Regions from separate parts of the Mus musculus genome. Here regions 1 and 2 are each linked to region 3. The links are chromatin contacts, found by POLR2A ChIA-PET in ENCODE. All regions are on one chromosome and are shown on one strand. The core of a region is the stretch at or near the end of the contact, and the rest is flanking DNA. Distances in the headings are between cores, read along the strand shown. Region 1 holds the start of Pmvk (phosphomevalonate kinase). Region 2 holds the start of Pbxip1 (pre B cell leukemia transcription factor interacting protein 1). Region 3 holds the start of Adam15 (a disintegrin and metallopeptidase domain 15 (metargidin)).

What was found. ChIA-PET counts read pairs that join two places held with the same protein, here RNA polymerase II (POLR2A).
Region 1: POLR2A ChIA-PET joins it to region 3 with 22 read pairs in Patski. The contact joins the promoter of Pmvk here to the promoter of Adam15 in region 3. POLR2A ChIA-PET finds 5 or more read pairs at or near these places in 3 of 5 experiments (Patski and embryonic stem cell).
Region 2: POLR2A ChIA-PET joins it to region 3 with 23 read pairs in Patski. The contact joins the promoter of Pbxip1 here to the promoter of Adam15 in region 3. POLR2A ChIA-PET finds 5 or more read pairs at or near these places in 4 of 5 experiments (Patski and embryonic stem cell).

The regions. Positions count from the first base shown.
Region 1 is chr3:89,457,721-89,460,420 of GRCm38, reverse strand. It overlaps Pmvk (phosphomevalonate kinase), which reads right to left and starts at 1,303. Exons shown (of 5, transcript NM_026784.3): 1 at 957-1,303. The coding sequence starts at 1,051.
Region 2 is chr3:89,435,400-89,438,099 of GRCm38, reverse strand. It overlaps Pbxip1 (pre B cell leukemia transcription factor interacting protein 1), which reads right to left and starts at 1,396. Exons shown (of 11, transcript NM_146131.2): 1 at 1,320-1,396.
Region 3 is chr3:89,348,703-89,351,402 of GRCm38, reverse strand. It overlaps Adam15 (a disintegrin and metallopeptidase domain 15 (metargidin)), which reads left to right and starts at 1,375. Exons shown (of 23, transcript NM_001037722.3): 1 at 1,375-1,594. The coding sequence starts at 1,516. It overlaps Dcst1 (DC-STAMP domain containing 1), which reads left to right. Exons shown (of 16, transcript NM_029974.2): 16 at 889-1,184. The coding sequence ends at 1,140. It also overlaps a transcript of Dcst2 not described here.

The sequences.
Region 1 (2,700 bases), core at 54-2,553, 110 kb before region 3:
TCCAGTTCTGGGGATCACCTGCCCTCTTCTGGCTTCCAAGAACACTCGCACACACCAAGGCACAAACCCACACCCATCACATAAACACATCTTTGAAAATAAATATCTAGAAAGGAAGGACAGAATGAGTGAATGGTGTTTCCAGGCAGGGCAGAGTGAGTGAACGGTGTCTCCAGGCAGGCCAAGCTGAATTTAAATCCTGAGTTTGCTACTTTATAACCCTAGCAAATTTAAAAATTTTAATACTAAAAATTCACCATGTTGTCCACTCTGGCCTTGAACTCCTACATGTATGAGCTCTCCCTGCTGCTGGACCACACACACACACACACACACACACAGAGACACACACACACAGAGACACACACACAGACACACACACACACAGACACACACACACAGAGACACACACACACACACCAGGTTTTAGCTCCTAAGGGCCCCTGCTTCTGCATCTGTGACATGGGATTGCTAATACCACTATTTGGTAAAGAAGCTAAATAGGTTAAATGAGATGATATAGACGCACAACACCTGGCATAGAATATTCCATAAATTCCTGCCATTGCAGGGTGTTCTGGGCAGATTCTCTTTGCAGCAGACACACTCAGGACGTGGTCTTGAAAAAAAACCTTTACAGTCTTGTTAGTCTCCTTATCTAGGCCAGTTACCTCAGACCACAATCATCAAACAGGAATGGCACGTTGAAGGTGCCAGCATAGTAATAGTAGTAATTCATGTTTCTTGAAGGCAGAGCTACATCTTCATAGATCTGCAGTGGCAGTCCCCTAGTTCTTTGAGGGAGATTTGTGCAGGCTGCTGTTTTACTGACCGTGAGGGTCTGCCTTCCCCTGCCCTGTCATCCTGTCCCTCCTTGCCCTCCACGAGCTCCCTCCATAAAGCCCTCCATCACTTGCGGTAGCGCCCTTCCTCGGTTTCCCTGCACCCGCGGACACCTGCTCTTCAGCCTCTCGGTCACGAAGTCCTTCCCGGATTTTCTCTTCCCGCTAAACAGCAGCACCAGACGCGGGGAGGCTCCGAGCGGGGCCATGGTGCCACCAAGCTTCACCAGGCCTAAAGCTGACACTTCGGACCCCTGAAATGCAGCCAAGCACGAAGTGGACCCGCTCAGTAGAAGCAAAAAGGAGGAGGGATCCCACTCCTTCTCCACACTACACAGCCCACATCGAAACCAGCGCGCAGAGAATGGGCGTAGAAACTGGAAGGGAAAGAGCCTTGCAGCCTAGTATCTAAGTACCTTTCCCGCCCCCCCCCGCCCTCCCCCCCCTGCGCAGCACGCACTTAGAACAGTCCACGCCCGCCCAGATGTGACGTCATGGCCCCGCCTTCTCGGCTGACAAGGTGAGCCGAGAGTGACGCTGGAAAGACTAGCCTCAAGTTCCCTTCTACACAACCGGCCAAACATAAAGATAAAGAAAAATAGTAATGTTGAAGGCATTTTCAAATCTGCCTTTTAATTTGTACGTTATAACTCATGCTCTAAAGCAAATATGTGTTTGCCCCGCACTAAAAATAGCTCTTTCCAAAGAAGTAACCAGACAATGACATGATAGGGTGTGTTTCTTGACGTCATAGCGAGGGAGGGGTTTAATGAACAGTATGCTATTTCACTGTTGAAAAGGTTTTGTAACTGCTGAAGCCTCCAGCTGGAACTAAGTGATCTTTTCTTTAGCCGCATACTCCTCTCCAAAGCTTTTCAGAATCTCGAAAAAGAACATTGGTGACATTAGTAACTTAGGTTAAGGAGTTTTGACGCCACTCTGAACAAGATTACCCAATTTCCTCCGGAGACCAACATCCAGCCAGAAGTTGAGAGGCAAAACTAAGAGTGTTCTGACACCTACTTACTGTTATCTGTAGATATAAATTGCTGTCCTACATTTTTCTAAGCTTATCAAAATAAAGCCTGCAGCCTATGACTGCCTCCAGTGTATAAGACTGCAAAGTCTTGTGAAAACCAAAGTGAAACGTAAAGAAACTCTTAGGAAAATCATTTCTTTGCGTATTCGAAAGAGGCTTCGGCGAAGAGATGACTCCGCAGCTAAGAGCACTGGCTGCCCTTGCTGAACACCCACCTAGCCGCTCATAACCAGCTGGAACTGCAGTTCCAGAGGACCTAAAGCCCTCCCTTAGCCTCTGTGGGAACTGCATGCACGAGGTACACAGACATACGGGCAAAACACATAAATCATTTTAAAATAAAGAACAGGAGTGGTCAGGTACAGAAAGAGTGGACCGGGGAGGATCGCCAGAACTGAGGATGTCTGTCTGTTGATAGAGCCTCTGCCTAAGCCTAGGTTTGAGGGCCAGCACTGAATAAACTAGGTTTAGTGGCAAGTGCCAGCCAGCACTGGAAATGGAAGCAGACAAATTCCAGGCCAGCCTGGGCCATAAAATAAAATAAAATAAAATAAAATAAAATAAAGAGAAGGAAGTGAGAGGCTTGGTAAACAGAGGAAAGCAGAACTGTACAACAAAATACTTTGTAAACTTTAAAGTATCCACTCACAGCAGACTGTTTGTTTTAAGCACTGTGATTTCACAGTTTGTAAGTCAGCACATTGTCCCACCTCTGTGCAATAAATATTTCTCTGGGTCCCACCGAAAGCTGGCTCTCACCAGGCCAACGAAGCCTATATAGGGTGAAGTCACTTGTGGCCTCCTGCTCACTAAGCCCTC
Region 2 (2,700 bases), core at 147-2,646, 87 kb before region 3:
CCACTGGCAGAAAAGGCAGAATGTGAAATTTGACTGTACCAGCCAAATGCTCCCCAACTACTCCCACTGGGTTTAAGTCCTGCATGATTGCCTTAAAAAACCCTGTGGCTCTGGGGCTGGTGAAATGGCTCAGCAGGTAAGAGCACCAGACTACTCTTCCGAAGGTCCTGAGTTCAAATCCCACCAACCACATGGTGGCTCACAACCATCCCTAACGAGATCTGACTCCCTCTTCTGGTGTGTCTGAAGACAGCTACAGTGTACTTACATTAAATAAATAAATCATTAAAAAAAAAAAAAATCCTGTGGCTCCTGTTGGGCAAGATTCAGGCCCAAGATAGGTAAAGGACATCTAGTGGTGTCTTCCACAATGCTCATGTCTCCTAGACACTGATACCCATCCCACACAGGGACAAAACAATTGCAATGACTTCCCTATACCAAGTCCCCAAAAAACCCCGAACTCCCCACCCCCTTCTTCTAGTGACACCCACACAGCCATCTTCCTTCAGCTTTTGGCTCTCAGTCCCTCCACTGTCCTGCCATCCCCAGTTGCTGTGTGTGACTGTTAACAGGTGGCAGCAGGAAGGAAGTGGCCACAGCAGCTAGAGCAGAGGTCCCTGTTTATCCCTGGCTGTTTACAGCCTGCTCAGGTCCTCCAGAACTCAGCACCATGGCAACCAGGGTGATGTCAGACCCATCGTCTCCATGGAAATCGGCAATGGTATGGTATTTAGGTCAACAAGACAAACCTAAAACTGAAGCAGAAGTCTTCCTAGAACCCCTGCACTCGGGGTCCCAACCCTTGATACCAAAAAGCATCCCCGCTTTCCCAGGCCGGCACATCGGCACATTAATACCTTATTAGGAAGCCTGTCTAAGCAATCCAGAGCCCACTTAGCTGCCACCCTTCCCAGCTGTGATTTTAGGGCAGTCTTTGACCTCTAAGAAGAAAACCCACCCACTACTCTCTCTCCCCTTTTCACTCAGGCAGGATTTCACAAAAACTTCTGCTGTTTCTAAAAAAGAGAGTGTTCCCAGTCTGCACAAAACTGGGAAGTCTGGTTTGATATGCCCTTGATTGTCTCTAACTTCCTTCTCTGTCTGACCTTTAAAGGGAAGGACCTGGGACCACAAAAACTTGCCTGAGTTCCTGCTTCGGAATCATCTGTCTCCCTCCTTCCCCGCCCTTCGGTCCTGTGTTGGGCAGTATGTGGACGCCGGGGCTGCCCACTCCTTTTATACAGCTTTGCCCTCTTTTGTTATCTGGGGATAAAGTGGGAGTCTGTAACGCCCCTTCCCGGCAAGGACTCCTTTACCTGACCCAGCTCCTCGCTTCAGTCTTCAGCTTAACTTGTTGCAACCTCCCAGCCCAGGAAGACAAGAGGGGAGTCACGTGGCTAGTGTTTGACCAGTGAAAAGTCGACTTCCCCGCGGGGGGGGGGGGTGAGGGGGAACTTTTGACCAATGAAAAGCTGGACTTGAACGCCCAGGCAGGGGAGAGAAGGTCTACGCAGTACCTCTCTCCCTTGGTTTATCTTTTTTGGTGGGCAATTTGGTCTCCAGCAAAGTAAATTTGGGAGACCTCCCCTCTTTTCTCAGTGTCTAGTGTCTAGTAGGAAGACCTAAAACTGAAAGGTGCTGTCTGATGAGGGGGCAAGGACCAGGTGCCATGTTGGTCCCAGGATAGACAGAGACAGCTGTAGGATGGGGGATGGGGTCCAGTGCAAGTTGTGGGTTTAGAAATAGCCCTCTCACCACTCTTATCCGCCCCAATGCAGACTAAGGATGCCACTACTTTGGATATGGAAGACGGCCAAGCATGGTGGTGCCAGCTCCTGGGAGACAGAGGCAGGTGTGCAGGTGGATCTCTTGAGTTTGATATCAGCCAAATCTATATATAGTGAGTTCCAGGCCAGTGAGGGCTACATAGTGAGATCCTGCTACACATGCACACGCACACCCTGTGGGATGTCTTAGCTGGGTAAAACCTCCACGTGTGCACATGTTTGCACCTCAAGAGATCATACAGACACAAGATAATAAATTTTTAAAAAATTAATGGAGGGAGGTGCTATAATCCCACCACTGGAAAGACTGAAGAAGTGGATGTTGAAGTCCAGCCTGGGCTACTAAACAAATCCCAAACCAAAACCAAACTAAAACAAAAGCAAAAAAAAAAAAAAAAAAAAAAACTCAAACAAAAACAATGGAAGAACCGAGGCAGAAAAGCATCCACAAATTAAAGTCAGGGCTGGATGTGACCCAGCAGTGGAGCGCTGTCTGTCATCTGTAAAATGGAAGGGGAAGCATTTAAGAAATTTCAAATTTTTATGTGGATGGGTGTTTTGCCAGCATGGCTGTAGCATTCTAGAGTTACAGATGGTTGTGAGCTGCCACGTGGGTGCTGGGACTTGAACCTGAGTCCTCTGGAAAAAAACAGGAGTTCTTAACTGGTGAGCCATCCAGCCTGAAAACTCATATTTAAAACCAACCAACCAAACAAACAAACAAAAACCCCACCTTACTTGTGTGTGAGGATACATACCAGCCGTGGGACACAGGGCAGAGGGCAAGCTGCCATGTCAGTTCTCTCCTTCCACCCATGGGTTTCAGAGATTGAACTCAGATCCTCAGGTCAGCCCAAAGTATCTTCACCTGTCACCTCCTTGGGCACCCCAAATAAATGTCTGAAATAAA
Region 3 (2,700 bases), core at 126-2,625:
AAGCCCAGCTCTGCTCTTAAGAATTCCTGGCAACTGTATGAAGAGGGTATTCGGAAAGTGAGACTGTGGAATGGCCACAAAGCTTGGGACTTGGTTCCTGCCAGGTTTGACTCAGATCTGACTTAGGAAAGTTACACCATCTTTCTGAGATTTTTTTTGGGGGGGGGTTGAGTTTTTTGTTTGTTTGTTTGTTTTTCGAGACAGGGTTTCTCTGTGTAGCCCTGGCTGTCCTGGAACTCACTCTGTAGACCAGGCTGGCCTCAAACTCAGAAATCCACCTGCCTCTGCCTCCCAAGTACTGGGATTAAAGGTGTGCACCACCACCACCCGGAGAGATTTTTTAAAAAAGACTTAATTAAAATTTGCACTTATTTAATGTGTATGGGTGTTTTGCCTATGCATATGTCTGTGTCCTCATGGGTGGCTGGTGTCCAGGGAGGCCAGAAGATCATCCAGTTCCCTGGAACTCAAGTGACAGGCAGTTGTTAGCTATGTGGGTGCTGGGATTCAAACCTGGGTCCTCTGGAAGAGCAGTCAGGGTTCTTAACCACGGAACCATCTCTCCAGCCCAGTAAGGTGTAAATTGTGCCCTCCTCCCTTCTAAGCCTAAGTACCAAATTAAGCCGCTCCACAGGTGTACAGAATTGTTGTGGGTCATCCTTGGGAGTAAGTTTGGGCACGCCAGGCTCCGCAGCCCATCATGGAGAAGAAGACTCTTTCGATTTATCTCAATATCGCCCTCGAGGGCTCTTCTTGTCTACCCCAGCTTCCTCCAATATAGCATTGTCAGGCCTTGGGACTTCATACATTAAGAGCTGCCCAGTGCCCCTGACAACCCTTTCTGCTCAGCCCACTTGGCATTAACCAATCCACCTCATCTTCCAACAGCCCCACTACCTGGTGGAGGCTCTGTATCGCCGGTGCCCTCTCCTGCACCGCTTCATGCGTCAGCGCTGTGTGGTGTGCCAGGCAATGGAGACGCCGGATTCCTACGTGTGCCCCACACCAGACTGCAAGGCCCTGTACTGCCGGTCGTGCTGGGACGACATGCAACGGCTCTGCCCGGTGTGCACGCCCCGCGAAGAGCTCTCGTCATCCGCCCACAGCGACAGCAACGACGACGCTGTGTATGGCGATTGAAGGGATGCTGCCCGCCTTCTTGCTTAATAAAGTGTGATGCACGCTCCTGCGGCTGGTGCTTCGCAGGCATCCGGGATTGGGTGAGCCGGAAGAACTGGCCCGCACAATCTCCACGAAGCCGGGCTACAGACGGGAGGCAGGATGGAGGGAAGGCGCGAGTCTTGTGGTGTCCAAACCCATCCCGGTAGCTGCCGGAAAGAGGCTGCGCTGAGCGGCAGGGGCGGAGCCTCAGACGGGGCGGGGCGGAGCCTCAGACGGGGCGGGGCGGGGCCTAGTTGCTGCGCTGCACCGAGCTGGTGTCCGGCGGGGCCGTGGCTGCTCCTCCACGCGTAGCCCCGCACCTGCTGCCCCAGTCCAGCCCGGAGCTCCGCGGCCATGCGGCTGGCGCTGCTCTGGGCTCTGGGACTCCTGGGCGCGGGCAGCCCTCGGCCCTCCCCGCCGCTGCCAAATATAGGTGAGTTCCCAGGACAGTGGGTCGAGGGGATGATTTGGAAAGAGGTACAAGGAAACCCGGAGGCAATGGGGTGTTGGGGTCTGCCGGAGCCTAACCAGAGGGCAGCCTGCGTGATCTGCGGACCAAAGCCTAGGGCCAGGTAATTTGGAGAACGAAAGGAAGAGGAGGATGGGGAGGAGGAGGAGGAGGAAGAGGAGGAGGGAGGATGGCGTCCTCTGTCCTGAAGTCCCGAGTTATCCCTGCAGACACTTTTGAGTCTCAGGCACTGAAGAGCGTGCGCGGGGGGTGGGGGTGGGGCGCTCAGATCATGGAAAGAGTCACTCCTTAGGACTGACGTCTTCGTCTCTCTAGTGCCTAGCTGACAGTTCTACTCAATGAAGTGCCCGGACTAGCTAGTGGGGTTTTAGTGAAAAGGATTATTTTCAGCCGTTCATTCCAGACCTGGGCGGCCAGCACCGCTCACTCGGGTGCGGTTGCCACCAGAAGCCTGGCGGAGCGGGAGGGGCCCGGAGGAGCCAGGGGAGGGAGCTTTCGCCAGGAAAGAGACTGGGACACCAACTCCTCCTTGGAACTTTCACTTCCCGCTGCTGTCTTGGGCTGGGGGCCGAGAGGGTAGGCGGGGGTGGAGTGTCCGGAGAGGAGAGGGCCATTGTTGGGGGGTGCTGGCGGAGGAAGCGGAGGCTGTTGGGAACGGGTGCGCCTGACTGGGCATCAAGGCTGTTTAGGGAGGTCAGAGTGTTTGCACTGCTCACCCAAAGATGGGTGTTCCCGGCAGGCATCTCTACTGTGAGGGAAAAGGAAGGGCAAGTGGGCACTAGGCCACAGACTTCTCTTAGACCTAAGAAAGGGCATTCCTGATTGGGTGGGGAGTGTGATTGGGAAGGGATGGGAACAAGGGAGGGCCCCCGTGAAAATCTTGGGATTGGCCAAAGGGAAGGCAAGGAGGAGCTGCAAGCTGGATACTCTGAACTTTGGGGACTTATGGGTGAAATCCGTAAGTTGGGGAAAAAAAAACCCCTCCTTCCCATATCCTCCTTTAAATCCTGGCACACACTGCAGGACCGCTTAAGTCACTGATATAGCCTTCTGTGCTGAGGGTCGGTGGG